2 separate regions of the Homo sapiens genome follow, and region 2 is linked to region 1. A link is an interaction called in ENCODE POLR2A ChIA-PET data of the cell type or tissue named here. Cell type or tissue: PC-3. All regions are shown on one strand.

Region 1 (2,500 bases):
TTAAGTGGCCCAAAACCCACGACACTGCCATCTTTCAGGCCCATTTCACTTAACAACAGAACACATGCAGCTCTAGAGCTTGGTACCCTTTCCACTTGATAGCTGCACATTCATTAGTCAATAGGTCAACAGTAACTTTCCAACAGTGGACACTTTTATACATTTTTTTAAAGGACAGGAATAATAATGAAAGAAATAAAATAAAGCTCCACAGAAAACCAAAGGTCTTTTCCTATCCCATTCTATCCAACAACAACAAAAAAAATAAAATAAAAAAATAGTAACCTGGAGAAAAACTCTATTATTTAAAAGTCCTATGTCAGTATTTTATAAGAAGCAAATGTATATTTGGAAAGAGTGAACTTGTTCCAGAACTAAAACAAGGCTCTACCAGGAAGCTCTGTCAAAATAACGCAAACTATTTTCTCCAGTGGCAAAACTTTTAGCCCAAAGAGCTAGAACTAGCTACCAAGAGTTAAAAGACTTGCTCTCCAATCCTGGTCCCTCTGTTAACTCACTGTATAGCCACAGACAAATGACTGTTTCCCTCAACAATACTGCTATAGTTTGGATATTTGACCAAACCTCATGATGACATTTAATCCTCAATGGTGGAGGTGGAGCCTAATGGGAGGTGTTTGGGTTATGGGAGAGGATTCCTCACCAATGGTTTGGTGTTATCTTTCCTGGTGGTAATGAGTGAGAGCTCGCTCACTCTGTGAGTTCCTGCAAGAGATTCTCCAAGAGCTGGTTGTTTAAAAAGAGCCTGGCACCTTCCCCATTTCTTGTTTCCTTTCACAAAGTGATCTGCAGGCCGGGCGCGGTGGCTCATGCCTATAATCTCAGGACTTTAGCAGGCCAAGGCGGGCGGATCACCTGAGGTCAGGAGTTTGAGACCAGCCTGACCAATATGATGAAACCCTGTCTCTACTAAAAATACAAAAATTAGCCAGGTGTGGTGGAACGCACCTGTAATCCCAGCTACCTGGGAGACTGAGACGGGAGAATCGCTTGAACCCAGGAGGCAGAGGTTGCAGTGAGCCGAGATAGTGCCATTGCACTCCAGCCTGGGCAACAAGAGCAAAACTCTGTCTCCAAAAAAAAAAACCAAAGTGATCTGCACATGCAGGTTCCCTTCACCTTCCACCATGAGTGAAGCCACCTGAGGCCCTCACCAGAAGATGCTGGTGCCATGCTTTTGGTACAGTCTGCAGACCTGTGAGCCAAACTAACTTCTTTATAAATTACCCAGCCTCAACTATTCCTTTATAGCAACACAGACTAAGGACAAATACCAAAAACAAAGCCAATCAATCCCTGTGAAGGTCAGGACAATGGGTAGAAGTATAAGTGGGTCAGATTACGAAGCACTGGATATACCTAAAGAATATTAAATAACATATGATCATGGCCGGACGCAGTGACTCACGCTTGTAAGCCTGGCATTTTGGGAGCCCAAGGGGGATGTGGATCACTTGAGGTCAGGAGTTCAAGACCAGCCTGGCCAACATGGCGAAACCCCGTCTCTACTAAAAATACAAAAATGAGTCGGACATGGTGGTGGGCGCCTGTAATCGCAGCTACTCAGGAGGCTGATGCAGGACAATCACTTGAGCCCAGGAGGTGGAGGTTGCAGTGAGCCGAGATCGCACCACTGCACTCCAGCCTGGGTGACAAAGTGAGACTCTCTCTCAAAATAAATAAATAAATGCATAAATAAATAACATATGATCAAATCCTCAAAAGAAATCAGGCACCTATTTGAACATGGCATTCTACTGGCTACTATACAAAGTGAGTTGCCTAGCAAAGCCCATGTCTTCCTGGAAGCAGCTTGGGCACACAACCCAACCAGTCAGACATGAAGGATGTTCAGACCACTGGATAAATAGCAAATAACTCATATCCAGCCTCCGTGCATAACCCTGTATGTTTTGCCTACCACCGAGGACCACACTTAAATAGGTTGTGCAAACCAAAGCAAACTGCTCATGGAGGAAATATAAGAAATGACTGTACAGTACAAGAGTATTACTGACTATTTAACCCAGAGGTACTTTTTAAGGAGAAGGGAAAAGAACAATGAGAGAATGGAAAAACAAATTTAGAACTATACGTTACCATTAACTGTTTCTGGCATAAAAATCTCTTTTGATTGCATTTTAGTGGGGATTCACACTCCAGATGCACCAAATTTAGCTTCAGCATCAGTATTTGACCAACATCAGACAGTCGGCTTTGGCCTTTAAAAACTAAATAAGGAATGCTAACTTCAAAAACACTTTTGGCAGCCCTGAACCTGTAACTGATGAGTATGGGATGACAGAGGTCACCATTGCATCTAATCAGGGTTAAAGGCAATCATACACAAGCCAGGTCCTTCAGATTTATTTTGGTATGTAAACGTTTGCTTTCAAATATTTGTAAGCATTCTAGATGGAACAGAGTGAAATGCCCCTTATGTGCTTAAAAATGTAAATTTTGGCTGGGCGCGGTGGCT
Region 2 (2,500 bases), 220 kb after region 1:
ACATCCAGGCAGGTTAGAGGTGAGTGTGCTTCTCCCCTTGTCAATCCTGGTGAGCCCAGGACTTACAATACAAGGGGCAGCGGCTTTGCCCTGAGTGTCAGGGCACAACCATGATGGCTGGGACCAGCTGCTGGTATCCTTCATGTCCTTTAATAGGCTCCAGGATGACGCCTGAGCCAAAGGCCCTACCTCCTGTGGCCTTGGTTAGAGACACCGAAGGCCAGCTGTGTCTTCCCCAGCAGAGACAAAGGTGTGCGCATGGGCATAGGTGAGGGGCGTGTGTGTATGCACATCCTATAATTTCAACTGAAAAATCTTGCTGGTCCAGGGAAGTCATTGTTCTTCAACTTTTTGAGCTGAGATCAGGTAACCTGCTGGCTCCTCTGCCTGCTCCCTTGCTGACATCTGTGGAAGGAGCCACACTGGCACTTCAATATTGTCACTTCAAGGTGGGCTCCTAATATGGCGGGGTGCACTTCTTGGTGTCCCGGTAACAGTGGCTGGGCCAGGTCTGACTGGATATTCCTTGCTGGTCTTTTGCCCACCGGGACCTTCCTAGTCCTAGTTCCACTGAGGTGACATCACCAACACAACTTCTCCCCCAACAAAACCTCAGGAACCTAATTCCCTAACTGCCTTTTTCTTGCCAAACTTTCAGAGGTTGGCAGGTTGTCATGGCGACCAGAAAGGACACAGAGGAGGAGCAGGTAGTCCCAAGCGAGGAGGACGAAGCCAACGTGAGGGCGGTGCAGGCCCACTACCTCCGAAGCCCCTCCCCTAGCCAGTAAGTGACCACTTATCTCCCACCCTCACAGCCCCAGCTGGGAGGGGCTGGGGACAGGTTGGGCCATTAGCTCCAGGGAGCCTGCAGCCATCACCTCGGTTCACTCATTTAACAAATATTATTGAGTACTTGTATGTGTCCTACTTTCTGGAGGAGGTAAATATGCAAATAGACTGATTGCAATGTGGCAGGTGTGTGCTAGATATTAATATGACCAGGATCTAGTATGTGGTGGACTAGACAATAGGGAAGGGAACAACTGGACTTGGAAGGTCATAGGAGGCTTGGCTGGAAGAGATGATGATGGACCCGAACCTCAGAGGATGAGTAGGAATTTGGCCCTGCTTGATTCAGTAGGACTGGGGCTGGATATGGGGATGACAGGCCGTAGACTATAAGAAAAGGGATGAGGAGAGGAGAAGCCCATGGAAGCATTCCCTAGCACTAAAATAATTTTTTATCCATAATCAAGCTGTGTCTTTTAAACTGGGACATGTGCATGCCTGGGGCAAGTGGCAAGATGCCAAGAGGCATGAGGCATCTTCCTGGAGAGTCCTCTTTTTACCACAAGTAATTTGAAACTTTCTTTTACATTAAAATCATCGACGTTATGTTATCATGTAGAATGAAAAAAATGTGCATAACATTTTAAGACAAACCACGAGACGTTAAAGAAATGTCGTGCTTAATTGCCTGCTAAAACAATACTGTGTGTGCCTGTCCATTTTCTTCTGTCATAAATCATAACAGGAGACCTGACTTTTAATCACATCTCTGTCACCAAATTGGTGTGAAGAATAACTGAAGTGATTGAGCCTTTAGTTGGAAGCGCCTAACTAAAACATCTGAAATTAACTTCCCCTCTAAGAATTTATCATTCTGCTTGATTTCACTTTTCTCTGATGCTCTTGGGATCTTGCTGGCTCCTGCTTCCTGTGTCAAAAGGCTTCCCCAGTGGAGTAAGACAGGAATGAGGGCAGGTGCTCAGCACTCATGGGCCAGGGCACTTCGCCCAAATGGAGCTTAGAGACTTCTCCTTTAAAATTCAGCATTATGTTGGGAGGCCGAGGTGGGAGGATCATGAGGTCAGGAGATCAAGCCCAGCCTGGCCAATATAGTGAAACCCCATCTCTACTAAAAATACAAAACTTAGCCAGGTGTGGTGGTAGGTGCCTGTAATCTCAGCTACTCAGGAGGCTGAAGCAGGAGAATCACTTGAACCCGGGAGGCGGAGGTTTCAGTGAGCCGAGATCGCGCCACTGAACTTCAGCCTGGGCGACAGAGCGAGACTCCATCTCAAAAAAAAAGAAAAGAAAATTCAGCATTATGGTCCCACTTAGGAAAACTCTCAGGATTGAGAGATTTAACATAGGTCCTCCTCTCTTGTATACCCCCGAATAAGGCAGAGGTCGCTTCGTGTGTGGTTGGGATAGGTGACAGTTTCGTGTATTGCTAAGAGTAATGCTAGCTATTATATCTAAAGGACATTTCTTTCTTGCTCAAATAAGTTCCAAAACAGGTACCTGAGCAGTGATTCAAGAACTAAGACTCCTTCTGTCTTGAAGGTTCACCACTTTAAAGCATGGCTTCTAAAGTCACAATGCTCATCAGTATTAACATAAAATGGAGACAAGCACGGATAATTTCCCAGGAGGTTTTATGGTCCAGATGTGAAAATGGTCACTTCATTTTCACTCATATTCTATCGTCTAGAAC

Evidence for each region. Peaks named below come from ENCODE experiments on the same cell type or tissue, not always from the same donor. Only the 100,000 strongest peaks of a DNase experiment are listed, where the experiment ranks them.
Region 2: POLR2A ChIA-PET joins it to region 1 with 5 read pairs; 2 of 35 experiments call an interaction of 5 or more read pairs at or near these places.

The regions. Positions count from the first base shown.
Region 1 is chr1:166,871,578-166,874,077 of GRCh38, forward strand. All of the region lies in intron 1 of TADA1 (transcriptional adaptor 1), which reads right to left. Among named protein-coding and RNA genes, the nearest start is that of TADA1, 3.4 kb to the right of the region's middle. In PC-3, no CTCF peak of the experiment used is centred here; no DNase peak of the experiment used is centred here.
Region 2 is chr1:167,094,176-167,096,675 of GRCh38, forward strand. STYXL2 (serine/threonine/tyrosine interacting like 2) reads left to right here. Exons shown (of 6, transcript NM_001080426.3): 1 at 1-19; 2 at 659-784. The coding sequence starts at 675. Among named protein-coding and RNA genes, the nearest start is that of STYXL2, 1.4 kb to the left of the region's middle. In PC-3, no CTCF peak of the experiment used is centred here; a DNase peak (open chromatin) is centred at 1,296; H3K4me3 peaks cover 385 bases; H3K27ac peaks cover 749 bases.